Regions from separate parts of the Homo sapiens genome. Here region 2 is linked to region 1. The links are chromatin loops, found by intact Hi-C in ENCODE. Cell type or tissue: PC-3. All regions are shown on one strand. Links, peaks and the distances in the headings refer to the core of each region. The heading gives the core; the rest is flanking DNA.

Evidence for each region. Hi-C counts contacts between places; a loop is a spot of excess contacts. Peaks named below come from ENCODE experiments on the same cell type or tissue, not always from the same donor. Only the 100,000 strongest peaks of a DNase experiment are listed, where the experiment ranks them.
Region 2: it touches region 1 in a loop (4-fold over the local background); 1 of 110 quality-filtered maps calls a loop at or near these places.

The regions. Positions count from the first base shown.
Region 1 is chr5:109,894,788-109,910,355 of GRCh38, forward strand. LOC105379119 (a long non-coding RNA gene) reads left to right here and starts at 12,716. Exons shown (of 3, transcript XR_948667.3): 1 at 12,716-12,834. In PC-3, for the core only: a CTCF peak has its summit at 6,258; DNase peaks (open chromatin) are centred at 6,374 and 6,994; H3K4me3 peaks cover 506 bases; H3K27ac peaks cover 1,657 bases.
Region 2 is chr5:109,818,349-109,833,916 of GRCh38, forward strand. MAN2A1 (mannosidase alpha class 2A member 1) reads left to right here. Exons shown (of 22, transcript NM_002372.4): 14 at 1,321-1,539; 15 at 1,872-1,994; 16 at 5,375-5,489. Among named protein-coding and RNA genes, the nearest start is that of LINC01848, 57 kb to the right of the region's middle. RefSeq lists a silencer at 14,367-14,614. In PC-3, for the core only: no CTCF peak of the experiment used is centred there; DNase peaks (open chromatin) are centred at 7,303 and 8,263; H3K4me3 peaks cover 915 bases; H3K27ac peaks cover 2,104 bases.

The sequences.
Region 1 (15,568 bases), core at 4,827-7,326:
AACTATAGCTGGTCCACTGAAACAAATGTTTGTTGCTCTAAACTACAAGGATCCTGAAGATGTTTATTATCACAGCAAAAGTTGATTAGCACAATAGCTAAACCTCTTCAAAGAATTGTCCATATTCACCATTTTTATTTCTTTATTTCCTGGTCTTTTTTCCAATTCACTCCATATGACTTTGCCCCAATTGTCTCACTGAAACAGCCCTTGCTATAGTCAGTAATAAGCTCAATAATGCTATATGCAACGGATACATTTTAAAACTCACTAGGCTTTTCACCTACCTCAATGGCCATTTTGTTCTGTATCTTTTGCAGGCTCTTCTCCTTCTACCCAGAAATTACATGTTGACATTCTTCTCTTAGAGTCTATCTTTTTCTCATGTCATACTTTTTTCTTAATCTCAACCAAGTTCAAAGCTTCAGTTACTATTATTATGTAAATATAATATTTAGCCCAGACTTATACATTTAACTACTTGAAATAAAAGTTTCTCACTTGAACATGATCAGGACTGAATCCATGATCTTCCCTTAGACTGGTACTTTTCCATTGTTCTTACTGTGATGAATGGTACCACCTTCTATTCATTCAGTTGCACAGGAATAAAACTTAGGCAATGTTCCTTTCCCTTACATCATCCCCATATCCATACTAAAAGCATTGTTGGTATCACCTCCAAAAAAATCTGTTTCATTTATAAGATTGATGCAATCACCATTTTAGCCCAAGTTACCATCATCTCTTGTCTAAGTAATGCTCTGTGCTTAATTGCCATCTTCTCCTGAGGAATCCATTCAAAGTTTCAATTGGATTTTAACACATCCACTGGGCTTGGGATAAAGAATAAAGACCAAAATCCTCAGCGTAATGACCAAGGCTCTTCATGCCTAGATGCTACGTCTTCCTCAAGCTTCCTCTCTTACTCTCTCTCCTCATTTTTTATGACCAAGTCATACCAGTCATTTCCAGTTTCTGAATGTGCCTTCTCTTTCCTAACACAGAGTATTTGCGATGGCCATTTCCTGTCTTTTGAACGTTCTTTTCCATCTCTCTACTTTCACTTAAGTTCTACTCATATTTCAGATTTAATTTCTTTAGGGAAGCCTTCCTAACTCCCCACACTTGGGATCAGTTTCATTTGTCATATGACCTCATAAGACAACCTTTTTATCCCTTGGGATGATTGTCTTAGTCCATTTGTGTTGCTATAAAGGAATACCTGAGGCTGCATAATTTATAAAGAAAAGAGGTTCATTTGGCCTATGGTTCTGCAGGCTGTACAAGAAGTGTAGTGCCAGCATCTACTCTGGTGAGAGCTTCAGGCTGCTTCCACTTATGGTTGAAGGCAAAGTAAAGCTGCCATGTGCAGAGATCACATGGTAAGAAAGGAAGCAAGGGAGAGAGCGAGAAGGCGCCAGGCTTTTCTTAACAATTGGCTATCCTGGGAACTAATAGAGTGAGAACTCACTCACTACCTTGACGATAGCACCAAGCCATTCATGAGGGATCCACCCCGTGACCAAAACACATCCCATGTGACCCTGTACCCAACCCTGGGGATCAAATTTCCATGTGAGGTTTGGGGGAACAAATATCCAAACCTTAGCACTTAACTTCGTTTGAGAGTCTACATTAATATTAGTTGACTTATTTCTGTAATGTCTTCCTTCCTTGTTACATCATAAACCCCACAATAGTAGAGTTCAACTGTTTTTACTTACCACTGTATTCCTTCCCCTTAGTAGATATGCAATAAAAAATTGATGGATGAGTATAAATATATACTTAAATTAAAAATAAATTATAGAAGAGTGTGAGCTGATTGTATTCTTTTTAAAATAAATGCATATGCGTATGTGCCGGTATCCATCACTACCTGCAACTTTATCATCCAATATAAGAAATAGAATGTATTCAAATGTTAGGGGATATTTGCGTGTATTTTTGTGTAAAATATAAAAAAAGTCTTGGGATACCTAAAAAGTCAAACATTTGTAAATGTCCTCTCTAAATAATTAAACTTTAGTGAGAATCTTTATCAATCTTTAGACAAATCTCTGATTATTTCCTTTAGGTAAATTTTGAGAAGCAAAATTACTAAATCTAAGTGTGTCTGCCTATATATGTTCATGCATATTGCCATTACTTATCTAATGATAAGGAGCCCAGTGACTGGGCTAGCCCTAGGAATCAATAGGAATAAAAATAAAAATAAATATAGAAAACATATAAAATAAAAAATAAACATATTTTGTTCTATTTTGATTATTATATTGGGTAATTCCTTAAAAGTCACTCCACATCTAAGGATCTGATAAATATTAAATATATTTCTCTTCATTTATTTGAGGCGAATTTTAAACATTTCACTCTTTAAGCCATCAGAAGTTTTATTTGCTTGAGGTTACTTTTTTCCCACTAAATAGTGATCTAATTATCCCTGCACTATTTATTGAAGAGTCATCCTTTTCCCTATTAAGCTGTGATATTACATTTATCTTACACTAAATCATTATATATACTAGTGTTGGTTTCTTGGATATTTGTTCTGTCCTATTGATATTTGTACTTTCATGAACCAGTACATACTACTTTATTCATTTAAGCAAGGATCATAGGGTTACTATAAAAGAGTTACTACCTATGCTTTAATGATCATTAAAAAAACTTACTTGTTTTAAGTAATTGAAAAGTTACTAAGATATATAAGTACATGATTTACTTATTTACCTTTCATTACCTCCAAATTTGAAATATTTTACAGAAATGTGCATTGTACAGTGGAATAAAAATAAATGAAAACATTTGTAAGAATTAAGATTAATTTAGGAGTGAGGTTAACATATGAAATCATTTCCATAAGGAACTAAAGTTACTTTAGAATAGATCATATATTGTTTCTAGATGTGATCAAAACAAAGAAAAAAAAATGTGACCAGTTACAAGATTCCAAGTTTATCCTTAGAGTAATTTTTTAAAATTATTATTTTTTGAAGTCCCACTCGCCTGGTATTGAAACCCAAAAGTGGTGGTAAGCAGCCTTGATTATATCCCTGCAGTTGGCAGGTGAGTCTCTCTCACTGTGCTTCCAAAGCATCTTGTGTCACTATCCAACACTGACTGCGTTGTGCTACAATAGTCATGCATGCTTTGCTCTGTCCCCACCAACGTGACCCTCCCAGCCCCAGCCTGTAACCTTCTTTGATGCCTGTTTTCATAGCCCTTGTGTCTGGCACAGTGCTTGGAACAGGAGAGGGTTCAAAATTGTGGGGGGAAAGGGGGAAGAAAAAGCAAACTGAGAGATGGGAAAGAGGGAGGGAAAAGGAAGTTATCTAGGATTCCACATGGATTTGTTTGAAGTTAGCACTAACATGTTGGTGCCTCTGCCTTCATATTCCATGCTTCTAACTTATTCCTGGCACCATCCTGGTCCCAAATTCTGTTCCCATCCCTCAGAGCAATAGAAATGGATTTTAACCTCTCTGCTTACTGTCCCCAATCCCAGTCCTGACAGTACACTGTCTACGCTCATATTAGATAGCACAAGATGATTTTTATTGTGAACGTGTTGGGATTTCAGGGCTAGAATCATTCCAGTTAATAGTGTGACATTAGGAGTTGATAGATTTACCATCAGCCTCGGGAGCTAAGTCAAGCTCACTCATCTGCCTTTAGCGATGCTGTAACTTTGTTCAAAAGGACCACTCAGAAAGCAGAGCTGCCGGCTGCTCGCTCACAGCTCCTTAGATAAGGCAGGCCCATTCCGTTGGCTTATTTTCTGAGCATAATGTGCTCATAGCATCTGTCAAAATTCATTGCTTATAAAAGACAAGGACCTACCTTAAGCCAGCTTAAGTATGAAATGAAACTCATGTAACTAACTTGTGTAACTCATGCAACTGAAACCTCCAGGAAAAGTTGAGCAGGGGCTCAAATCAAACCGTGTCATCAGGGCTCTCTCTCACTTCTGTTCCTCTGTGCTGGCGTCATTCATAAGTAAGTCCTCTCCACATAGTGAGCCCAGCATTTTCAGCATAACAACCCTGGCAGAAAACATCTCTTTTCATTTTATTTTCCTTTTTTCAAACAGTTTACAGCCAAAGTCCCAGGATCTGAGACTCATTGGCCTCTCTCAAACTCAGTAACTCTATTCAGGGCATTGGAATACTCTCAATGTCTATTCTTAGAAATTCAGAATTGGAGTCAGCCCTAGCCCACCCACATAGACTGCTCATAGGCAAGGGGTGGCTCCCCAAAGGAAAATTGAATCATGGAGCAGAAATAAGAAGGAATGATGTTGGGCAGATGTGAGGTTCATTTTATGTGTCAACTTGACTGGGTCAGTGTTTGAACAGATATTTGGTCAAACATTATTCTAAGGGTGTTTTTGGAAGAGAGTCACATTTAAATCGGTAGACTGAGTCAAGTAGATTGCCCTCCCTGATGTGTGTGGGCGTCACACATAGTTGAAGGCCTGCATGGAACAAAAAGGCTGACCCTCCTCTAACTAACAGAGAATTCTTTCTGCCTGACTGCATTTGAACTGGGACGCTGGCTTTTTTCTGCCCTTGGACTCAAACTAAAATACGAGCTCTTGGCTGGGCACGGTGGCTCACGCCTGTAATTCCAGCACTTTAGGCGGTTGAGGCAGGCAGATTGCCTGAGCTTGAGAGTTCGAAATCACCCTGGGCAACATGGTGAAACCCTGTCTCTCCTAAAATACAAGTAAATTAGCCAGGTGTGGTGGTGCATGCCTGTAGTCCAAATTACTCAAGAGGCTGAGGTTGGAGAGTTGCTTGAGCCAGGGAGGTGGAGGTTGCAGTGAGCCAGGATCGCCCCATTGCACTCCAGCTTGGGCGACAGAGTGAGACTCTGTCTCAAAATAAATAAATAAATAAAACAAAATACCAGCTCTTCCTGGGTCTAGAGCCAGCATGCATTTAGGCTGGAATTTACACCATTGGTTCTCCTGGTTCTTAGTCCTTCTGACTCAGACTGGTGCTTCACCATCTGCTCTGCTGGGCTTCCAGTGTGCTTTCTCACCCTGCAGACCTTGGGGCTTGTCCGTCGCCCTAATCATGCAGACTAATTTCTTACAATAAATCCCTTTCTATATATGCATATAACCTTTTGGTTTTGTTTCTCTGGAGAACCTTGAGTAATACAGAAGGCCAGACAGTAGAAACCCTCTACACTCTCCATGTCCTCTTGCTGTGTCTTTGAAGTCCCTGTGTTCTGTCTACCCACATCTCCTTCCTATCCTTGAAATACATGTGTGGCCTATTCCAAAGCTCATTCTTATCCTCTGCTTTGAAGCCCTTCCTTATTTTACTCTTGGAGAACTCAGCATCATCCACCTTATAGTTTCACAGAGCATAAGTATTTCCCCACCATTTCCTCATTCTGATTCCACATGGATTTCTATAGCTTCCCTACCTTTAAGGGAGAAGAGACGCTTTTTTTGTGCACCCACTATGTATACAACCCTGTGTTAATGGTTTATGGAATATGGATAGGAAATACAGATGCTACTTGACTTACAATGGGGTTATGTCCTGATAAATTTGTTGGAAGTTGAAAATATTGGAAGTTAAAAACTCATGTAAAGGATAAGTCATGATTGCGGACTGTGAATGTCCCAACTCACGTGTGATGGCCATTACTGGCCTGCTGCCTTCATGCTGGGCAATTATCTTGAGTTTCATCTCAAGAGTAATTGCCTTCCTCTTCTTCTCACCAGAAGCAGGAGACACAGATGGGCATTTTGTAGACATGATGGATGCGGAAACAGGATATCCAAAAATTGCTGGCAACACAGCACACTGTCATCATGTGCCTGACTGGGAGCTGCATTTCACTGCCGCTGTCCAGCACCTCAAGAGAGTATCCCACTGCATATCTCTAGCATCGGAAAAGAGCAAAATTAAAAATGAAAAACATGGTGTTTACTGAATGCATATGCCTTTCATACTACTGTAAAGCCAAAAATAGGAAGTTGAACCATTGTAAGTCAGGGACAAAGGTACTTAGTTTCTTCTCTCAGAGTGAGAATTAGATAATCATGGTCTTCTCCCTTCCTCTAGCCTTACTTTCTGACTCATCTCTAATTAGGCAGTTCACAATATTTCTTGAAGACACACATTATCCCCAGAACTGTTGTTAGGGTAGTGATTAAGTTCAGTGACTGGTGACAATAAACCAGAGTGATGACAGGAAAAAGCAATGAAATTAGCTTGAAGACAAGCTAGAGGCAAGTCATGCCAGAGGTTGCCCCTTAGGGTTGGTGCCTGCCATAGCAGGAGCAAAACCAAAGATGATGCCGTTGCGCCTGACTGAGGCATCAGTCACAAATGGCCCATCCCCCAAATTATCTGGTTCATCTTATAGAAGCCAAGTTGGTATGCTATAAGTGGTCAGAAGGCACAGGGTGAAGATCCGGTGTCAATGTTTACCTAATGTGAGATCATGGGAGGCCACTTTACTTCTCTGGGTTGTTTCCTCCTCTGTAACTTGAGGTACTACAAGGCTGACTTCATGGTCATGCAAGCTCTGTGCAGTCCCAGAGGAGCCCTCATGTAGAACAGCCCCACACTTGGCTTAGTGCTTTGCTGTCACTGTCTTGAATTTCTTAATGATTTTTAAGCAAAAGGCTCATCATTTTCATTTTGCACTGGGTAATTATGTAACTTGTCCTGTGGGCCAAGTCAGTGATTCCACAGGATTCCTGGGGTTGGTCTATGGACTAAGGTGCCTAAGGTCCTATTTGTTTGGGAAAAAGGTGGGTTAACCATTAAACAAAGATAAGTAAGTTTCTTTACTGAAGGACATCTCAGAGTGTTTACATGTTAATATTTTTGTCACTCTCCAGAAAAAGAAAATGAAAATCATCTTTTAAACTTATTTGACCACAAAGCTCTCCAACTTTTTTTTTTCTCAAGAAGCATCTCATATAACAAGTGACACGCAGAATACATTTTGGAGAATGTTGGCTTCACTGTTTGCTTAGGTATCTGTGAAGTCTTACAACCTGTACTTTTTTTTATTGTAATGAGTCATGGATGGAGACCAGGAGCAGGGGAAGGGGAATTAAAGCTGGAATTAAGGAGTGGAAACAGGGTCTAGTTCCACATTCAAAGATGAATAATGCTATTCTATGGCCCAGGGCTCTGTTGCAAGAAAGAGTTACACTGGTCTTGTCTCACTGAAGCCCACACAGACCTACCATTTATCTCCTCTGAATTTCTGTTTATGCTGCTTTATCTATGTAAATGCCCTGCTTCACCTCAGTCTAGTAAATTCTTATTGTTTCTTCCTCCAAAATGTATCTTGAATTTGTCTACATTTATGTCTCCCAGCTTCACCCTTGTGTAAAACACATTGTCACAAATGGAGCAATGTTATAGTTTTCTAATTCACCTCCCAGATCCACCCCATTCTCCACTTGGTACTCTGACTTGACTTCTCTTTCCTAATTGCAGACTGGCCTCATGCCACTTCCCAGAATAAAACCTGTCAAAATTCCTGCTGTTTTTAGGAGAAAATCAAGACTTCCACTCATAACTAACTGCCTTGCAAGACCTGAACCCCACCTGCTTGTCCAACTTTGTCGCAAGCTAGCCTGCCTATTGCTCCTATTCTCTGAACACAGTGACCTTTTGAGACTTTCTTGAGAGCACCAAATTATTTTTCATTTTAGGAAATGTTTACGTTCTGCTTTCAGTCTCATGAATATTCTTACCCTTGCTATGCAAATGGCTGACTCCTCTTTAGTCTTTAGGTCTTCAATAAAAATCATTTCCCTTGCAAGATCTTTCTTGACCACTTTTCTGAAGCACCTCCCCCACCCCCACTGATACCATATACCTCCTACCCCTCTTAATACTATCAGTTCATCCTGGTCATTCAATTCTTAATATCCATACATGCTATAATTAGTTGTTTACTTTCTCATTGCTAGAATGCCAATGCCTTGAAGGCAGGGATTATATCCCTCTGGTATATCCGATTCTTAACAAATGCGTGGTACATAGTAAATATTCACTGTGTATTTGTTGACTGAATGACCAAGTGAATGAATTCCTAAAGGTCTGTCTAATGCTTGTTTCCTATCCATGATGTCTCTTCTGATTTTTCCCAACAAGAAAGGATGTCTCCTTTGTCTGAATTCTCGTAGTTCTTTACCTATGACTTCTTTATAGCTCTTGTATTCAACCCCTTGGCATTATTGGTGACTTTATTTCATCCTTCTTAAGTTCCTGGAGTAGCATCTTACAGATTTTTGTATACTCCAGCTGTTCCTGGCACAGAATAGGTGCTCAATAATCCTGATTGACTTGATTTGAATAATTGAAAGAGCTTTCAATAGAACAGGCACCTAAAAAGTTGTTGAAGAAGATTATTTAAAAATAAAACAACAGCAAGCCAAAAATGGGCACATTTCCCGGCCATTTTAGGAGTCTTGGAGAACAGCCTAAACACCAATCCCCACTGATCCAAATCGGCTTCATTAAACACTCCCTGGGCCTGTGAGATGGATGGCATCTGAGCAGAGCCCTGACAGGCTGGAAGAAAAGATCTCCACCTCCAGGTGCTCCTCCACTGCTCCTGGCCCCAGTTGATGGCCCTGCCATGGAAACTTTCAAGGAGGAAACTGCTGTGAGCATGAAGACTGAGCAGTGCTCCTTTTTGCTGGCCCTTTTAGAAATTTCCTCCGATTGAGAATTAGTCCTGGATATATGTGCATAGGTGAGATTACAATAAAGACTTGGGAAAGAGGAAGGTGTCTTTCTTGGCCAGGACACTCAAACATGAGTGACTATTACCATTCTGAGTTTATTTTGTTTCATCTATAGAAGTAATAATGTATACCTGACAGGGTTGTTGTGAGGATAAAATAGGATAATATATGTCTTAATTTTATATACATATAGTAGATGCTAAATATGTGTTAGGTTCCTTCCTATCTTCCCTTCCATTTCAGGTAAGAGCTCTGTGCGTGACCTCCAGGATGGACCACATCAGGGAACATAATTTGAATTTATAGAAAGGGGAAAGTTAGATTGAGTTATATGTGTATACACATGAGTGCATATAGCTCATGTATATGTGTTATCTGACGGGAAGCTGGTACTTGCTATGCATTTTGATGTGATAAGTGAACAGCAAACAAAATGACGTGCGCCCAGAAGAGAATGCAACTGGAACCTTCATCTCAACCTGGACAGTAGTGCCTTGTGGAGATACTGTTAGTTTGTGGGAAGAAAAGTTATACAGTCTTAAAGGGGCAAAGGGTGAAATTTTCTTCTTCAAGCTAGGAATAAGAACAAGTTTCATCTGAAGCAAACTAACATCAGAAAAGTCACAATTTCTTTTTTAAAGTTTGTTTCATAGCCAGGGTGAGGGATTTCCATTGGTAGAACTAGAAGCCTTTTCATATCAGTCTCCATTATTTATTAAATGAACTTCAGAAATAGATGGATAAAGTAGTATCTGACACTTGAAAGTCTCTGCCAGATGCTGTGTTCCTAGCCCAGCAAAAGAGGGGCCAGATTACATTATGATGTCGTTTTTCTCTCTTCCTTTCTGATAATCATTTCCTGGACACAGGGGTGGAAAACAGATTACTTGGAAACAGAACATGTCTAATAGAAACTCACTTAAGGTTCAGGAAATACCTGAAACATAAAGGATTTTTTGCCGTAAATGTGATGTGACAAGTTCACCTGTGGACCAAATGAAGTAACCATAAAGGCATCCATTTGCTTGAGAATTATCCACACAGTAACCTGACTTCAGTTTTCAGATGCCTCTGGAACATTTGCTGTGGCCTTGGGTTTTTTTCGTCTATATCCATGGTATTTCTTCACTCTCTTATTACAAATGGGTAAGAGATCTAAGAAGAAAATCAAAACTAAAAGAAAAAGAAAAACACACAGAACCCCCCTCCCCCAAAATGCCCATGTTTACAAGGACAATGGATGGAATGGATAGAATTTGAGATAAATCTGTCACAATGATAGCTGTCATTTAAAATAGTTGTCTTCAAAATTTTGTTTAACTGACTTTTTTTTTTTTCTCTGTCATCCAGGCTGTAATGCAATGGCGTGATCTTGGCTCACTGCAATCTCTACCACCTGGGTTCAAGTGATTCTCGTGCCTCAGCCTCCCGAGTAGCTGGGATTACAGGCATGCACCACCTCACCTGGCTGATTTTTGTATTTTTAGTAGAGACAGGATTTTGGCTGGTTGGCCAGGCTGGTCCCAAACTCCTGGCCTCAAGTGATCTGACCACCTTTGCCTCCCAAAGTGCTGGGATTACAGGAGTGAGCCACCGAGCCCCAGTGTTTAACTGACTTTAACATGGCATGAAGTTTATTTTATGATTGTAAGTTTTGGAAAATAACACATGTATTTGCTTTGTTGTTAATGAAAGCTTACTTTAAAAAGATGCAATGAAAAGGAGATTCACTGGGAAAGAGGGCCATCTTCTCTGACATTTAATACATGAAAACACAGCAAAATGATAGGGAAATAATACACGTTCCAGAATGTTGATGTCTCAGAGACTCCTCCCCAACTATTTATTTGTTTCTTCTCTCCTCCATCCCACTAACAGTTGTTGCAGTGGCACAGCAGCACCAGGGCCATTTATTAGATGAGGCACTTTATTAGAATGGTGCTTCATTGGAATAGAGACCCACACAGTCCTTGAGTGAAGACACATGTTGGCAATAGGAAGAGGTTATTTTTCCACAAGTCATATTAAAGATGACTGGGTGTTGACACAATACAGAAAATCGCTGGTGAAGGATTTTAACCTTCTTTAGCAATGAGCAGGTCACCTCATGGAAAGATAGGACAGAGTTTTCTGAAATCTTCCCAGGAGCTTAACGAATGGATTTGAGCATGATTATAAAAATGGCTGCATAAATATTTTTCTTTGCTCATTTCAGAGCATGGTAATCAGAAAGGCTCTTTGAAAACCATATTTTTATCTGCACCTCAGATTCATCCATACCCATTAGCTGCTTAATTAGGCGAAACAAACTTTAAGTTGCATGCCAGGGGCTTAATTTAATTTGCCTGGGATAAGCAGTTGGCCATAGCTGTGAAGCCTTGTGTTTTTAGAAATTATACTAGAGTATTGAAGCAAAAACTCTTAAAATACAGTGTGGAAATTGAAGCAGACCGTAGTTCATATTGTGTGGGAAATTTAAAGAGGTCTAATAGCCAGTAAGCAGGTATGTGAGTCACATCTCCCTGATGTTGTTCACATTCCAGTTGCTTGTTTTTTCACTCTAGTCCTGTGGATTCTAAAGTAGTACAACTCAAGTGACATCAGTTCATGAAGACAAAAGAAGCTTTTTGTTTGATTTTGGCTGGGTGGGTGTTTTGTTCAGGCAAGTATTGAGCAGAAGAAAAAATGTCTTTATAAATCCTTAGCTTAATGGATTTTTAAAAAATCAAATGTAAATTCTATTAAACTACTTTTCAGTTATCACATAATTTACTTAGGCATTTCTGCATAGCAAAATATATTTGGTCTAAATGCAAAGGGAAAAAAGTGATTTAACTTTGCAAGAAACTGTTCCTTTGTTTTTTTAAAAATAAGTATTTTTAAATTTTATGGGTACATAGTAGATGTATTATTTATGAGGCACTTGAGTTATTTTGATATAGGCATACAATATGTAATAATCACCTCAGGGTAAATGGAGTATCCATCACCTCAAGCATTTATCATTGCTTTGGGTTACAAACATACCAATTATACTCTTTTAGTTATTTTTAAAAGTACAATAAATTACTGTTGACTATACTTGTCTTTTGCTTTTAATCATTTAAAATAACATCCAAGACACAATTCTTGTAAAAAGGAAAGTTAGAAAGTTGATTTTTTACAGCATGTAAAATAAGTATATTTAGGTATGTAGCACCTTCCTGGAATAATAGGGGAGTCAATAGCAAAGCCTGTGTCCATTGTGTGTCACTGATGCATGTGTTGTGTAGAAAATCAGGAGGAACTATGGATAGGGCTCAGGGTATGAGTGCTGGCTCCGAACCTGATATTAGCTGTGACTTGAGACAAGTCACTTGACTATGCTGTCTTAATTTTCCAGTATGTGAAAAAGTGAAAGAAATAATATGACTTATTTAGCCCACAGGGTTGTCTACAGCAGAGGAGGAAAAGATGAATGTGATTAACATATTCAGCTGGGAAAATATGCAGCAAGTTTCAAATGAGAGCTGTGAGGTACAAAGAGAAGAAGGTTGAGAGAAAATTTGGAAGTGAAGAGCTAAGGGGCCCAAAAGTAGCATCTAGAGTGAGAAGAATGGGCTAGAAGAAAAGTAGCAGTGGGTTTGATGCGTAGAGAGAGGCTGGCATGAGCGTGGACAAGATACCATCACAGCAGAAAACATGGAGCCACTTGGTGATGGGTTGGAGTCTTCTACATTGACCTTGATGCAGTGTGTATCTTCTGTTAACCATCCCCATGCTGCAATCTGTGACAGGATGGAATTTGTTGTGAATCCTTGTAGGGTCAGGGCCAGGAATCAGTGAGAATGACTGCATTGTGTTGATACTTGAGTCCCCTGCCAAGCTTGGTAGATAGGAACAGTCCACGCGGTGGCTGAGAGTGATGAGGTAATAATTGAAGAGACAGAGTAAAATGAACAGAAAACCACTGGGTGTTCAGTGCACAGAACTTCTTGGCATGCTGGATTTATCCAGCAAGAAAAAGAAATAGAGGGAAGACATTGGCTGATGATCTCTCGCTTGTAGACTTAGTTGCTTAATTGCCAATGAGGGAGAGATGCTGCTTGCAGGTGAGTTGCCAAAGTGAATAAACATGAGTTATGTTAAGAAATTAACAAAAGATAAATTTCAGGCAAGTTTCTGGAAAACACAGACTGGTGAGAAGATCCACTGGACTGTGAAAAAGCCTTACCCTTGGAAAGCGGAGGGAGTGCCATCCTTTAAGATATTTAAAACAAGACTAGCTAAAGCATCTGCTAGAATCTTATCCAGAAGGGAAAAATCCAGATCTGGCAAGAGATGAACTAGCTGATGTCTGGGAGCTCTCACACCTCTCATTCTTGATGTTGAAAAGCTGTGGTCAAATCCCTGAACATTTTCCCGAGCACATTTAAGACTGGGAGCTGTGTGAATCATTAGTCATTCTGGTAATCTCTAGGAGGCAGTGCCAGCTGTGGAATTTTGAGCAGATGTGGCAAAACAGCAGAAACCACCTTTTGGATTCATATCCTCTTGTCTCTCACTCTTATCCTTGGAAGAATCTGAGCATATTTTTAAAGGGCAAGTTAGGTGGTAGTAGAGTTGTTAAAAAAGAAAAAAAAGAGAGAGAGAGAAATCTGTTTGAGAGAGAGAGCTTCCAACTTCCTAATTTATATTAAGGGGAGAATAATTGTAAATGCCCAGATTTAAGTACAGTAAACTATGCCTTGATCTAACCATTATAGGACTCTGCCCAACCCAGAACAATTATCAACTGTTAATTATGCGTTTGAGCATGAGGCCCAGCAAATTGATAATTCCAGACCATCTTCCCTCTGCTGCCTATCTGTTTCTAGCCTGTCCCTTGGCTATTTGCTAGCAGAATAAACTATATCCTTGATAAGACTGCCATTTGAGAAAAAAATCCGTCTGGAAGGACTGGCAGAATAGAAGGGATAGGAGTGCTGCCTTGATAAGTCATAAAGACCATCTGTCAGCTCTGAATCTCTGATCTAGGCTGATTGGGGAAAAGACAGGTGCAGATTGAAGTTGAAAACAGTTTTTTTGAATGAATTTGTCAAAAGTTTGCCTTACTTAATTTCCACGAGGGTCTAAACCTGTGACTTTGAATCGGCCCTTGAGAGTGACATTTCCATTGCCTGACTCTCACACACATGTTGTGTAGAAAGGCAGAAAGAACCATTGATAAGGCATCAGAAACTCAGGGAATGAGGCCTGGCTGTATGTGACTTTGGACAAATCACTTGACTGTGTTATTTTAGCTTTCTGGTGTGTGAAAAGGTAGTAACTCTCTTTTAGAGTTAACCCACAAGGTTGTATTTATTAAGGGAGGAAAAAAAGGAGCAATTAATGTATTTTCTTCTGAAAGAAAAGCATTTAGATTAGAACAATTTGTCCTATCAAAAGCCAATTTCTCTATTCACTTAGTAACTGCAGCTCATCTCCTTTTACTTACTTAACTCCAGAAGTTCATCTTGTGTTCTGTATCATTAATATTCCCCATCAACTGGATCATTCCCATGGGTATACAAAAACTCTTAATATTTCTCATGTTAAAAGAACAAACACAAAAGAACTTTAATTCCCAGTCCCATGTCTTTCTCCACCTACTGCCCACTTGCACTGCTCCCCTCCATGACAAAACACTCAATGGAGTTGTCTATACTGTCCTTCTGCTTGCTCATCTTCCAGTCTGTTTTTAACTCATTTCATCAGGCTTTGTTCTCATCACTCATTTGAACCTGTTCTGGTAAAGTCACCAGTGACTTCCACATTGCTGAATCTAGTGATCACCTTACAGCACTCATTCTTCGTCAACTCTCTGCATCATTTGACACAATTTTTTACTTCTTGAAACACTCTTCACTTGACCTCCAGGCTGTGACAATTTTCTCATACTCATTCTGTCTCCTCAACTACTTTTCAGGCTTCTCTATGGGTTCCTTATCTTCTTTCTGATCACTGTTTTGGAGTTTGGGGGGGCTTATTTATCAGATTTTTGTCTTCTCTGTATTGTTAGGTGACTCCATCCAGTTTCATGGCTGTAAATATTATCTCCAGCCTCAACTTGTCCTTTGAATTACAAACTCCCATCAAGGTGCCTCTGTGGCATTGCCAGTGTCTATCTAATAAGTTTCTCAAACTTAGCATGTTCAGTACATCTATTCAGTTAGTCAGGCCAAAGTTCCAGGAGTTAACTTTGAATCTTCTTCCTTCATATCCTAAATCCTACCCATCAGCAAATCCTGTCCATTCTTCAAATTATATATCCAACTATTCTCCACCAAGTTCATGACTACTATCCTATCACTTGATCATTCTATTAAGTCATTAATATCCTATTCTATCATTCTATTAAGTCACCATCATCTCTCATTTGGACTAGGGTGAAAGTCTTGTAATGGATTTTGCTTTCACTCTAGACTGCCCAAAATCCAGTGTCCACACATCACCTTCAAAGATCTTTTAAAATCTCAAAGAGATTCTTTCACTTCTCATTCAAAATCCTCCAACTCAAATTCTTTACACTGGCCAATAAATCTCACATCAGATTTAATTTTATTTTCTATTTTTGTCCCCATTACACATTCTGTTCTGGTCATCTGAGCTTTCTTGGGTTCCTTAAACATGCCAGGCTTATTTTCTTCTCAGGCTCTTTGCAATTCCTGTTTCCTCTGCCTGAAGTTTCTCTTCCAGATTTTGAAGGATTTTATCCAGAGTCCTTCCCTGAGCATCTGACCTAAAATGGTCCTTGAGTCCCGGCTGTGTCGCCACAATCTCTCAACTTGATTAATTTTCCTTTAG
Region 2 (15,568 bases), core at 7,091-9,590, 74 kb before region 1:
GCTGGTCTCAAACTCCTGACCCCGTGATCCACCTTCTAGCTACTCTTAAATATGCATCATCTTTTAGATAGAAAGGTAAACTATAATAAAAATTTTGGTCAGATTTTACAGGAAGCTTTCCATCTAGAAAATGGAACAGCAACAGCTCCTGGAAAGCAGGGGTCATGTCTTAAACTGTGTGCATCCCCCATGCTCTGTTCAGTGTCTGCTGAACCTCAAGCATTTGATGGCTAATGCTAACTTGTTTAATATTTATATTATGTTTATCATTTTTATTAACCGAAATATCATAATATTGCAAAAAAAATTAATAATTAGGAAATGGCATTGTTGTAAAGCCCTTACATTCATGGAAAATTTCCTTCTCTAGGCATTCTAGAGTACAGCCAAACAATTGAGAATGATCATACAGGTTCACATATTGGATAAAAACATTAGTGCTTTTGATAGGCCTACCAACTTTAGGTTATTAGGTTCTCTGGATAAACTGAGACATGTATGGTTTACCCATAAGATATCAAACATTTATAGAATATTGTTACACAGCCATGCCTTGGTATCTGTAGAGGACTGGTCCCAGGACCCTCTGGGGATAACAAAATCTATGGATGCTCAAGTCCTTTATATAAAATGGCATAGTACAGATGATCCCTGACTTACAATGGCTCAACCTAGATTTTTCAATTTTATAATAGCGTGAAAGTAATGTGCATTCAGTAGCAACCGTACTTCAAGTACCCATACAACTATTCTATTTTTCGCTTTCAGTATAGTATATAATAAATTACATAAGCTATTTATATTTAGTATAAAATATGATTTGTGTTAGGTGATTCTGCCCAACTGTGGGCTAATTTAAGTGTTCTGAGTACATGAAAGGTAGACTAGGCTAAGCTATGATTTTGGATAGGTTAGGTGTATTAAACACCTTTTTGACTTACGATATTTTCAAATTCTAATTGGACATAACCCAATCATGAGTTGAGGAGCATCTGCATTTGCATATAACCTGCACACATCCTCTTGTGTATTTTAAATCATCTCTAAATTACTTGTAACATCTGATACAATGTAAATGCTATGTAAATAGTTATTATACTATAGTTTTTATTTGTATTTTTTGTTTTTTGTTTTTTTTTCAAACATTTTTTATCTGTAATTGGTTGAAACTGTGGACATGGAACCTGTGGATATGGAGGGCCAACTGGATTCTCTTTTTAAAAAATATGATAGTTTGTTGGTTTTACCAAAAATATAAATGGTTTGCCTCTCAGTAGATAACATTTATCTTTAATAAATTCCCTTCCCTATCTTTTAAAGATCTCTTTTCGAGCACATATACCGCCATTGGGACTGAAAGTGTATAAGATTTTGGAATCAGCAAGTTCAAATTCACATTTAGCTGATTATGTCTTGTATAAGAATAAAGTAGAAGATAGCGGAATTTTCACCATAAAGAATATGATAAATACTGAAGAAGGTATAACACTAGAGAACTCCTTTGTTTTACTTCGGTTTGATCAAACTGGACTTATGAAGGTATGTTCTGAATAGTTCTAAAATTCATAGAATGCTTATCATTTTTGCTACAATGTGTGTAGATTAATTAGGCAAAAGGGGAAAAAAGTCTTAAGTAGAGCTGTATCAAATACTCTTGAGTAAAAGGAAGCATGAGCTTTTTGCACCTTCATTGACCACTTGCTGCTCACATGTATAGTCTGTGGGTGGCGCTACTCCGTGGTCTGTGTGTCACTGGTCCACCAGATAAGTACAGAAATTATTTTTTTAAATTGTCATATACATAGAACCAGATGCAACATGCTTAACATCTTAGTGGTGAGTTGCTTATTATTATTTTTTTTAATCTTTAGCAAATGATGACTAAAGAAGATGGTAAACACCATGAAGTAAATGTGCAATTTTCATGGTATGGAACCACAATTAAAAGAGACAAAAGTGGTGCCTACCTCTTCTTACCTGATGGTAATGCCAAGGTAAGTGGTACTGATGAGATGACAAATGGAATAAACACTTATTGAAAGAGTATTGAGGAAAAAGATAAGTGAGTGTCATTATTTTATCATCTGTTGATTTATTAGGGATAGATGAACTTTTGGTTGCAGTATTATCTATCACCTTATTGATACTTAGCAATTTGTAGTCGAAAGTTAGATAAATGGTTGGGCGCAGTGGCTCACACCTGTAATCCCAGCATTTTGGGAGGCCAAGGAGGGTAGATTGCTTGAGCTCAGGAGTTCAAGACCAGCCTGGGCAACATGGCAAAACCCCTTTTCTACAAAAAATACAAAAATTAGGCATGGTGGCCTGCACCTACAGTCCCAGTTACTCAGGAAGGCTGAGGTGGGAGGATGGCTTGAGCCCGGAAGGCAGTTGCAGTGAGCCAAGATCACGCCACTGCACTCCAGCCTGGGTTGACGGAGCAAGACCCCGTTAGATAAATAGTTTTTTAGAGTTGGAATTTGTTAAGATGCTACAATGAACAATGTTCAGTTAGGATAAACAATGAACATGGGAAGAAACTAGATTTTACGTAGAGTTAGGGAGCTTTATATGTATGCATTTTATACAGACACAAAACCTCTAGCCGTATGGGAAAAATAGATTTTCCACTGGACCATTTTTCTCCTTAACTTTCAGCCCTTTAAAAAACAAATCTTTCTCACTCTTGACTATAAAGGTAGTAATACGCAAACTCTGGCACATTTTGAAAATGCCAGAAACTAAAGAAAACATTAAAATTTACCAACAGGTGCACAATCCCATGAAAACCATTGCCAACATTTGGATGTATTTCTTATTGTCTTTTATTTTATGCATATCCTTTTCTCCCCGTTCTCAAGTCTTGACTTATTGCATGTACATATTTTGTTTTTCATTTGTGACAGTGCTCACAATCTGATGGTATGTTTTTTAAAAATCCAATTTTAATATATACTGTTGTGTTTAAGATGTTGCTTATATTCTTTTTCTCCCGATTCTTCACTACCATAACATTGTAATAAGCTTTCTTTGTAGCATTCAAAAAGAATGCTACAATGCAATTCTGATTAATTGCTGAGAATAACTTTCTAGAAGAGTCATTTTGTATCAGTGTCTGAAGTCTTTTAAGGACTTTTGCTGTGTACTGCTTATCTTCCCTCTAGAAAGACTAGGTAAATGTTCAATCCCACCAGCATTTTTTGAGATTAACTCTAAAATCCCACTCCAAGCACTGAGAATTGGCCATATTACAAGCTTTGCCTATAATAGTAAGTTAGTAGAAAAATATTTTTCTGTTAAGATTTTTGTGGTTACTAGTAAGGTTGAACGTTTTTGTACCTTCATTTATCTTTCATATTTCTTTTGTGATTTTCCTATTTCTATTCTTTGACTGTTTTTCTGTTGGTGTGTCCTGATGATCTCTGAGCACTCTATATGTGGTAAAATTAATCCTTTTCCCTATATGTTGTAAAATTTTTCTTATTGTGTCATTTAGTTTGTTAATTATTTTATTGTATTTCTCATTTATAGTGGTTTTAAATTTTTGTGTAGTCATTTCTTTTTTTTCTGTAGAGTTTCTTCCTTTGCTTTTATACCTTTATAGGTTTTCTATACCTCAAGATCAGTGAAATGTTATCCTAATTATTGTCTTGTTAGCTAGGGACCTATCTCCTGAAAAAGTTACTTTTGTTCCACAAGTTATGAAACCTGCTAACTAAAATCCAATACTGGATTTTAAGGGATTGTGTAGGCTACAGTAAGGACTCTAGGTTTTTTGTTTGTTTTTGTTTTTGGTTTTTTTTTTGGCTGTTTGGGGTTTTTCTTTTTTTTTTTTTTTAAGTCAGTGAAGAATTAAAGACAAACTACAACTCATATGAGGCATTCCAGGATGGGCAGTGAGTCCCAAATATGAGCTGTTTCAGTGTTTTCTCATTCACCAGCTTTTGTCATTGGACATTTTATTTTGATTGACTGTATTTATACTTAAAAAAGTAGTTGTGCTATAGAATTTCATGCGTAGATACCAATAACTAATTTATTTAAAACCATTTTATCTTTAAATAGCTCTAATGTCAGATAGAAAGATAAAACAATTGTCATTTTTACAGAGAGAAAATAAAAAACATCAGGGAAAGAGGCAGTCTAGTGCATCAGAAAAAGGCAAGAGCCCAGAACTCATCATCCCAGGTTCTCATCCCCTCCCTCACTTTCTAGCTATTTGGTAATTAGGTACAAGAAATTTGTAAACCATTAAGCATTTTAATAACTCCAGAAAATTTTCCCTAGCCAAAGAGGTAAATTTGGAAGAAAATTACACAATTCTGAAAAAAAAATTTTTTTTTTTTGGAGACGGAGTCTTGCACTTTCACCCAGGCTGGAATGCAGTGGCGCGATCTCAGCTCACTGCAAGCTCCGCCTCCTGGGTTCACGCCATTTTCCTGCCTCAGCCTCCCGAGTAGCTGGGACTACAGGCACCCGCCACCAAGTCTGGCTAATTTTTTGTCTTTTTAGTAGAGACGGGGTTTCACCATGTTAGCCAGGATGGTCTCGATCTCCTGACCTTGTGATCCGCCCACCTCGGCCTCCCAAAGTGCTAGGGTTACAAGGCGTGAGCCACGGCGCCTGGCCGAAAATCTTACACTGTTTAAGTAGTTCATATTGCAAGCCTAACTTTCTATGCTATTGTTGAGCTAAGGTATCTAATACTTTAAAAATATAATTACTCATAAATGTTTTAAATTTGCTTCCATGTCACATAAGTTATGTGCTTTATTACCATTTTTTAAAATTTAAATAAAAACTAAACTAGTGGTTTCCAAGTAGTTTTTTCAAGTTTGTGAATTTATATTCAGCTAGTTCTTTCAAGTAAAAGGACAGAATGTTTTATAGTTTAGTAAACCGAGCTATGATTAAACTATGTTTCTGAATCCTGCTTTCAGTTTGCTTAGATGACTCCCTGTAGTCATCCTTGCCACCTGTCCCAAACCCTGAACATTAGGGGGCTGGGACCATGGTTATAATAATTATTTACCTGGGAAAATGTAACTTCTGTAGAATGATTGCTGTTTCTAATAAGTAACTATATGGACAAATAGAAGGATTTTAGTTAGAAATTTGTATAGCTGGGAGGAATGCTTTCTAGACCAGTGAAGTTGTAAACATTTTTATTTCCTATTTTCAGCATTTTTAAAAATAAAAAACACGTTCAGTTTTTATCACATGCATATTTTGTTACCTTGTAAGATCTGGTTTACACTTAAAATTGCAAATATCAGGTGATACGTATTTTCTATTTTTGAAACCATAATAAACATATTCTTTTAAAAGTTTGGAAGCCAAAATATTTTTCTTAAATATATTATTTTCTTTTCAGCCTTATGTTTACACAACACCGCCCTTTGTCAGAGTGACACATGGAAGGATTTATTCGGAAGTGACTTGCTTTTTTGACCATGTTACTCATAGAGTCCGACTATACCACATACAGGGTAAGAAAATAGGAATGCAGTTATGAAACATATGTATTATGGTTTTTGAATTCTTGCTTTTCTTATGCCATTCTTAAATTAACAGTTGGTTTTTGTAGATGATGTTTTTCTAAACTTGACATTTTTAATATGATTTAAAATATGAAACTTACCCTTTGATAATAAAAAATGGTAAAACGTTTCAATCCCTACATATACATGTTCCTCTGTATATCTTCTCTTAATTGTTGCCATATTGGTCTTGAGCTCATTAACTGGTAACTTTATTTTTAACACCTGAAAACAATACAGTGTTTTGATTTTATGAAATGGAAATTATATTAAATACGACTTTCAGTTAATAGACCACACACATATATGGGGCCTGCTTCCTTAAATATAGCCTGTATCACTGGAATGTAACTTTAAGAGAAAAATGTTCTAAGCTGGTTCTATTTGTTTACAGCTCTTTACCCAGTAGAGTATAAAACCTAGCAATTGTTTATCATTTTTAGAACAGTATTGAGCAGCATCTTTATGAACCCAAGTGATAGGAAATAGGCTTTTGATCCTTTTGAGAACTTAACCCTGGGCAATGGAACTGATTCCATGGGGTCTGAGTGGAGCTGTGGTTTCCAAAGACTTGCACATTTAGGTTGGTTGATTTAGAATTCATTGTTTGTAGAATGGTGTGCTTTTCCAACTACAGATTTAATCCTAATAACCAGGGTATTTACCATATTATCAACACTCTTAGAAAAAGACCTCATAAAAATGCCATTTAAATTTATCTTTGCTGTTAGCTAAGTTGAACAAATTAGAAAAGAAAAAATACTATTTCCCTGAATCTTCATACAGGTAAAAAATAAAGGATTTCACAAACTAAAGATAAATGTATAGGTAGGCACGGTTTCCTTTTTAGGTATTGTGGGAAAGCAAAGGGATACTATGTTCAGGGAATCTCTTAAATCACAGAAGTTCAATTTTCTGATTTCATAGTTAAATTTAATTTTGCTTTTATTTAACTTTTTTATTAACTTCAAATTTCATTAGTATTTGCTTTTTGTTAGAATTTCAGGTATGGACAAACTTTCTCATGCAACTTCTTTAGGTAATAATATGATAGGTTTTTCAGAATAACCCATGATTCATAGGATGAATCAAGAAGTAAAAGTTCTCTGGCAGGTGGGAAAAATAATGCTAGACACTAATTTTGTGTCCTAAATGTGACTTCTGAAGTTATCTGTGATCACTTTGCTACCTACAGGAAAACCTGTAGTTCTGAAATAATCTTCTATTGAGTTTCTCAAAACTTCTGGTAAGTCAGAAACTGTTTTTGATCATCTGTTTGTACTCTTGTGTAAGCCATTATTTAATACCCCTGAGAGCTCTAAGTTACATCTTCAACTTTATAGCATTACCCCACAGAAGATATGCTGATCTATTTTTAAGTTTGCTTTAAACTATTGTTTTTTAGTGGAAAAGTTTTTCCTGGAGTACAACATGGCACACACTTTGGCACAAACTTGTGTCATCAGGTTTGATTTACCATTGTTTTTCATCAGTTATATTTAGAGATGGGCTATGTCTCAGAGGAAATGCTGTAGCAACTCTTCCTAAAATTCCAACTTCTCAATCAGGTATATTTGCATAATTGCTTTTGCTTTTATTTAATTATGTCACTGTATCTTCTGGGTTTTCCTTGGATTATCCAGGACCTCTAGTTCTCACATCATAGGGCAGTTTGTGTAGACTAGATGGCCCTGTTCTGCTGCTAGTGGCTGTAGCTTAGTGCTTGACTTGGAAATTAATAGGCTCTGACTTGCCTATTTACTTATTTGAGCAAACTACACTCATCAGAACTAAATGCTTGTCATTTTTCCTTTCCCCCTCTCTTCCTGTTTCCCTCTGGGCAGTGAACTGTCCAGTGGCTAATAGTGTTAAGCAGGAGCCCGGGCCACTGAGGTTTGACTGGCTCCTGGCCTTCCAAAGGGGCTCTCAATGTAGCCCATTTCTATTTGCTGGTCTTGCCTCTGCCTCTTTTCTCTTTTTTATTCTTTAGTTTTCTTTCTTTCTTTCCTTCCTTTTTTTTTTTTTTTTTTTTTTTTTTGACAGAGTCTCGCTCTATCGCCCAGGCTGGAGTGCAGTGGAGCGATCTCGGCTCACTGCAGCCTCTGCCCCACTGGTTCAAGGATTCTCCTGCCTCAGCTTCCTAGGTAGCTGGGACTACAGGTGTACACCACCACGCCTGGCTAATTTTTCTATTTTTAGTAGGGATGGGGTTTCGCCATGTTGGTCAGGCTGGTCTCGAACTCTTGACCTCAGGTAATCCACCCGCCTTGTCTTCCCAAAGTGCTGGTATTATAGGCATGAGCCACTGCACCTGGCTTGATTTTCTTTTTTCATGTGTTTCCTTTCTAGATTATTTGTCTTCTCTTCCTTGGTGTTCTCGGGCATATGAAAAAAATAATAAATGATGGATAAATAAGTGTAATGCAAACTTAGAGCGCCTCACTGATGAGTTTTACAGTAGTTGCCTGGATTAAATGAGAAGCCGTCATATATAAACTGGACGTAACCTGTAAATCTTTTTTCATTCTAGTCCGGATCATTTTTTTTTTCAACATGAAAGCAGTTGGTAGGAAATAGAGATACCAGAATCACCTGAAATGCTTTCTTCCAAACTATATACCTTCCCGTGTTTGTATTTGAGCTCCTCTTAACAAATCTCCCTCTGGGAAAAGATAAGCCCGGTTGTGGAGAGAGTCTTTCCTTAGTAATCTTCATGACTCACCTGTCTCTCCTGTTTTTCACATACCATTGCCTGAACACTCGGGTTGTCTCAATCCTGGCTGATTGTGGTTTTAATGAAATCACTAATCAAGGCCCATGATAGATATACGAAGTCTTCAGGGTATTTGGCTCTATCAGCGTTCACGCTGCCTGAAAGGGTGATCAGTCTTCAGGGATCTGTTATTTAGTGCCAAGTCTTCCTTATTAAGAAATACTGGAAAGTTGTTTAACATTCTAAACTTTGGCCTCCTGTAAATCAGACACCTGGATGATTGATCAAAATGCATAGACAAAATGTGGCTTTTCATTTTAGATGCAAAGGAAACGTCAGCCAACTTCCATGCTGTTGTAGATTGGCTTTTAGCTAGTATTGCATAAAATAACAAAAAATATTTATTCTTGAATTTAATTTACTAAACTAGTTTTGGATATATGCTACTTTTGTCCCCCTTAAACCAACCAGATGCAGTTATTTGCATGAGTATTAATGAATAGAGCCTATTTGTTGTTAGTACCAGATTTTCAATCCAGGAAGAAATGAGGGTTTGGGGAGAGAGACTATTAATGTTTTATGATTACATACTGTAATTGTATTAGGTTACTAAACCAGTTAATTATACAAAAGATTTTGTAATCTCAGCAACAAGGAATAAAGAAACAGAAAATGAGTTAGTATTAAAGATTGTCTTTGTTGGGTGTCTATTTTTGTTAAACCTTACAAATCCAATTTAAAAACTAAACTAACGCATACCTGACAAAATATTCTTACATTTCTCAGTCTCTACTTTAGTTGTTCTTTGACCCTTTTCTCCCCAAAGTAACTATTGCCCAAATTAAGCTTCAGGAGAAAACAAAATCAAGAACGACAAGCAACATTTCCAAAATTATATAAACTTTTTGGTCCTTAATGATTTTGAAACAGAGTTGAGAGGCCGTATAGTTCAACCTACTTTTGTTTTTGGTTTGGTATTTAACTTTTGTTTCTCTATCTGCATTCTCTCCAGATTCTGAAAATGATCAGAAGTGCAGTTGAAGGGCTCTCTCTTTCTTAACATCTTTTAAACTAATAAAAGAACACTCTGTTTTCCTTTTCATTATCGTTCAGACATCGCATTCAAAAGGTTTCTAAAAATACTAAATTAGAAGAAATCTTGTGCTCACTAGCCTTAAAAGCTCTACAAGATCAGAGCAGTTCAGAATTTCTAATGAAGGCGTGGCACGGTGGCTCACACCTGTAATTCCAGCACTTTGGGAGGCCAAGGCAGGCGGATCACAAGGTCAGGAGATCAAGACCATCCTGGCTAACAAGGTGAAAGAAACCCCGTCTCTACTAAAAATACAAAAAGTTAGCTGGGTTTGGTGGCACGTGCCTGTAATCCCAGCTATTCGGGAGACTGAGGCAGGAGAATCGCTTCAACGCAGGAGGCGGAGGTTGCAATGAGCCGAAATAGCGCCACTGTACTCCAACCTGGGCAACAGAGCGAGACTCTGTCTCAAAAAAAAAAAAAAGAAAAAAAGAAAAAAAATTTCTAATGAAATATATTGTTTTGCCCATGTCAGGTTTAATAAATCCATTTTATAGCACCCATAATTTAATGAAATGCAATTTATTTCATTTGTAGAAAATAACACTCTTCTGGGGGAAAAGTTGAGGGAGGTGGGAATTAATTTTTCTTGCAGTATAATCATCTTTCATTTAATTGAAGCTTTAAACATTACCATATAGGCTGCTACTTTAGCTTTTTTGGTTAATCTGTAATTAGAAGATAGAATATAATACAAACAGAAGCTCCTGTATCCTCTTGTGTTTTATTTAATACTGCACCTACAAGGAAAGTACATACCTTGCAATAATATAATACCAATAAGTGACATTGTTAACTGTGGCCTTATTTGTCTTCAGAGCTGTAATTATTGGACTTTAGTGTCCTAGTTTCTGATATCAACAGCTACTTTGAAGAATTAGGTCACTGTGGGTAACGAGTATGTCGTGTACATTTCATTGGCGCAAGGACTGTGTTCTCCTAGGCAGGTGTTTGTTAGCGAGTTAGTATGTATGTGTGTGTAAACCATGTTTTAACCCTTAGGGGAAACATCTTAAATGCAATACTTCTGCCCTGTTTTCCACCAACATATTATAAAGTATTATATGTAATGGATCTTACTCAAAGAAAACAAGCAGCCTGGAGGTAAAATGTAATGAACTGACATCAAAAAGTATGGAAGGAAAGACTTTCCTTTGACTGAAATGACTGATTTTCTTGCATATTTAGCAATCGAACAGAGTTGCTTAGTTTTTCTCTGAGCAATTTTGAATATATAAACATAAGTGGATTTATAACCTGACTCTTGGCTTTTAGAGAATCAAAATGAGCTTCATCTAGTTAAACATATTAGGGGACTTCAAAAAGTTTGTGGACAAATGGAATTAAAAGATAAAAATTAAAAATATAAACTATTTCTCAACATAAGCTTCATCAAGTTCATGACGCTTTTGTAAGCAATGAATCCAGCTACTCAGTCCATCCCTAAGGAACAGAGGGTCCTGGAAATTTAACCATGTCATTTCAGTCTACTTATATTATTAAGTAAAATGAGTGCCCATTAAATATTTTTTTAAGATTAGGAAACAAAAAGAAGTCAGGAGGAGCCAAATTAGCACTGTAAGTGACTGCCTAATGATTTTCCATTCAAACTGTCACAAAATTGCCCTTGTTTAATGAGAGGAATGAGCAGGAGCATTATGGTGGAGAAGAACTCTGATGAAACTTTCCTGGGTGTTTTTCTGCTAAGGCTTTGGCTAATGTTCTCAAAACATTCTCATAACAAGCAGATATTACTGTTCTTTGGGCCTCCAGAAAGTCAACACACCAAATGCCTTGAGCATCCCAAAAAGCTGTTGCCATGACTTTTACTCTTGGCCAGTCTTCTTTTGCTTTGATTGGACCATTTCCACCTCTTGGTAGCCATTGTTTTGATTGTACTTTGTCTTCAGAATCATACTGGTAAAGCTGTATTCCATCTCCTGTTACAATTCTTCAAAGAAATGTTTCAGGATCTTGATCCCACTTATTTAAAATTTCCATTGAAAGCCCTGCTCTTGTCTGCAGCTGATCTGGACGCAATGGTTTTGGCACCCATTGAGTGGAAAGTTTCCTCAACTTTAATTTTTCAGTCAGAATTGTATAAGCTGCTAATTGTTAGTTCTCTTCAGTTAGAGCAGGAGCAAACTTAATTTTTTTCTTGAAAATTGGTGTAGTCTTCGTCTTCTACATTGTCCCATCCCTTCTTAAAACAATTTATCTGTTTTGTAAAGTGCTGATTTTCTTGGACCATTGTCTCCATAAACTTTTCATAAAGCATCAGTGATTTCACCATACTTCCACCTAAGCTTCACCATAAATTTGATGTTTGTTCTTGTTTAAATTTTAGCATAATTTATATTGCTCTGATAGGGGCTCTTATCAAATCCAAGTCTCACCCTTCTTAGTGCTCAAACTAGATCCTGTTCAGACATGTTACAATAAGTAAGTATGAGTTTATTTTGATGAAATCCATGCATAGTTTTTTCATGATATGCATTTTCCATGAAACTTTTGAAGACCCCTCTTATAAGGGAATCACATTGGGATTTGGAGATCCAAATCCTTAGTTTTGCCTCTAAGCAAACTAGAGGAGTATGGGTTTGTCCTTTAATTTCTTAGGGACTCAGTTTCTTAATCTATAAAAAAGGTAGATGTTCAATTAGGTATAACTGTCAAAGAGTCTTCATACAACTTAGTTTCACATAAAATCTCTTGTGCCTGACTCCCTGCTTCTAAATTCATCTTCTACACTTGGTCTTAGCCAAAAGGCCAAGAAGTGATTAAATTCATCTTCTAAGAATGCCTGAATCTGGGGCTTCCATCCCTGGAGTCTGCCCCACTTGTAAACAAGGTCTCAGAGCTTCACTGAAGTTCTTTTTATTTTCATAAAAAGATTCATGAAGACATTAAGATGGTTTGCAATCAATCTCTCATTTTTTTCCATAGCTATATTCCATATTTAGTTTGATTTAAAAGTAAAAAGCATTAAGTAAGTTATAGCTAGGCAGGCTTAGGTAATTAAAACATTTTTGGAATATCATAATATGCAATTGACTGCTAAGGATTTTTTTCCCTGTTAATTGGAACTTTTAAAAATTGAAATAAGTAGCTATGTGACGAATCTGATCATTCCCTACAGGCATGAAAGAGAAGGTTATTTTAAGGGACTGCAAGCACATTCTGGTTACACAGATTCAGAACTCAGAGGTTATCTTTGGGGCTGTTTGAGAGCAGCTGATTGTTGAAGCCATAACTCCTTAGCAAAGAAGCATCATCCCCTACAAAGGTGGGTTGCACTGAACTCAGGTGAAGGGCACAGGGATGGGGGAAACACAGGAGATATGTAATGGCTCAGAGTTGAGACTCCAGAGCCAGTTCTCTTGTGTTTTATTCCCAGGCCCATCCTAGGTCTGCCACTTAGCAGCTGTTTGACCTTGCACAGGTTACTGCCAACCTGGCTTTGGTTTTATCATCCTGAAATGTTGACAGTAGTAAAATCAGCTTCAGAGGATGTTTGGAGTATTCACCGAGTAAATATACAAGGAACCTTACCCATAGTGAGTGTTGTATCTACTTACAAGAGTGAGTGAGCCAGATGGGTTAGATAGTTTACTATTATAAGACAAAGCATGGTCATTAAGGATTGGGGGAATTGGGGAGGATTTAATGAAGGAAGTGAGTCACTGAGAGGCTAGGTCTTAGAGAATGTCACATGAAAGGCAGAAAGGAGGAAAAGAATATCACAATGTGTGAAATAAGGTTGTTTAGAACCCCACTATAAGGATTTGAAGAACTCTTTGTCCCTTATATATTTTTTAATTGACTTGAAGTTTTTCTTTATACATTTAAATAATTGCAAAGGATGTTATTTTGGTGTATTGTACATGGTGACTTTTAAAAATAAGCATATCCAATGGGCAGTGGTACTAAATCATGTGTTTTTTAAAAGCCTGCACTAGCTTTTTCTTTAACTGTCGGAAACTTCACATCATTATTTTCTCCTTATAATTACATTCTATTTCTCCACAGAATGTTATCTTAATGTAGTATTTTTGTGGTTCAGAGCCTTGTTATTGGTCAGTCTTTCATTACTTCTCTAAAACAAAAATCATGTGTGTGTGTGTGTGTGTGTGTGTGTATTTATGTATACAGTTTTAAAAGTCTGTTATAAGGCTCTAAGTATTTTATTTCTTCTGGATTGAGATATAAAAATTATTATTTGTATGCAGTTGGTCAAAAAACATAAATATGTTCCTATTTTAATAATTTTATTTTATAAATTTTAATGAAAACATTTTTCTCAGTGGGTTGTACCTTTTTAATTCCTAATGGATAATGTATCCATTGATGAATGTCACTCATTGCTAGAATGATATATGATTTTATTCTTAATTTTTATTTATATAAATATCAGTGCAAAGGAAAGTTGTTCACATAAATAAGTAGCTGGTAATGGAAGGAGTTTTCTTTTTTTTTTTTTTTTTTTTTTTTTAGTATTTATTGATCATTCTTGGGTGTTTCTCGGAGAGGGGGATTTGGCAGGGTCATAGGACAATAGTGGAGGGAAGGTCAGCAGATAAACATGTGAACAAGGGTCTCTGGTTTTCCTAGGCAGAGGACCCTGCTGCCTTCTGCAGTTTTTGTGTCCCTGGGTACTTGAGATTAGGGAGTGGTGATGACTCTTAACGAGCATGCTGCCTTCAAGCATCTGTTTAACAAACCACATCCTGCACCGCCCTTAATCCATTTAACCCTGAGTGGACACAGCACATGTTTCAGAGAGCAAGGGGTTGGGGGTAAGGCCATAGATTAACAGCATCCCAAGGCAGAAGAATTTTTCTTAGTACAGCACAAAATGGAGTCTCCCATGTCTACTTCTTTCTACACAGACACAGCAACAATCTGATTTCTCTTTCCTTTCCCCACACGTCCCCCCCTTCCACTCGACAAAACCGCCATCGTCATCATGGCCCGTTCTCAATGAGCTGCTAGGTACACCTCCCAGACAGGGTGGCGGCCGGGCAGAGGGGCCCCCCCACTTCCCTCCCGGATGGGGCGGCTGGCCGGGCCGGGGCTGCCCCCCACCTCCCTCCCGGACGGGGCGGCTGGCTGGGTGGGGGCTGTCCCCCACCTCCTGGAGGGGGCGGCTGCCGGGCGGAGGGGCTCCTCACTTCCCAGACGGGGCGGCTGCCGGGCGGAGGGGCTCCTCACTTCTCAGATGGGGCGGCAGGGCAGAGACGCTCCTCACCTCCCAGACGGGGTGGCGGTCGGGCACAGACACTCCTCAGTTCCCAGATGGGGTCACGGCCGGGCAGAGGCGCTCCTCACATCCCAGATGGGGCGGCAGGGCAGAGGCGCTCCCCACATCTCAGACGATGGGTGGCGGGGCAGAGGCGCTCCCCATATCTCAGACGATGGGTGGCCGGGCAGAGACGCTCCTCACTTCCCAGAGGGGATGGCGGCTGGGAAGAGACGCTCCTCACTTCCCAGACTGGGCGGCCGGGCAGAGGGGCTCCTCACATCCCAGACGATGGGCGGCCAGGCAGAGACGCTCCTCGCTTCCCAGACAGGGTGGCGGCCGGGCAGAGGCTGCAATCTCGGCACTTTGGGAGGCCAAGGCAGGCGGCTGGGAGGTGGAGGTTGTAGCGAGCCGAGATCACGCCACTGCACTCCAGCCTGGGCAACATTGAGCACTGAGTGAGCGAGACTCCATCTGCAATCCCGGCACCTCAGGAGGCCGAGGCTAGCAGATCACTCGTGGTTAGGAGCTGGAGACCAGCCCGGCCAACACGGCAAAACCCCGTCTCCACCAAAAAAATCCGAAAACCAGTCAGGCGTGGAGGCGTGCGCCTGCAATCCCAGGCACTCGGCAGGCTGAAGCAGGAGAATCAGGCATGGAGGTTGCAGTGAGCCGAGATGGCAGCACTACAGTCCGGCCTCTGCTCGGCATCAGAGGGAGACGGTGGAGAGAGAGGGAGAGGGAGAGGGAGACTGTGGGGAGGGGGAGGGGGAGGGGGAGAGGGATTGAAGGAGTTTTCTTATAGGAATATCATTCAGTACTTTGAACTCCTGAGTTAGATGCCATAAGCCACAGACTGATCTATCGTCAAACATTAATTTTAATCAATTATTTTTAAAGATCTACTGCCTGACAACCTGATTAGGTATGCTTTCAATTTTGGTGAAAGCAAGCAATTGGAAACCATGTGTTTTGCAGAAATA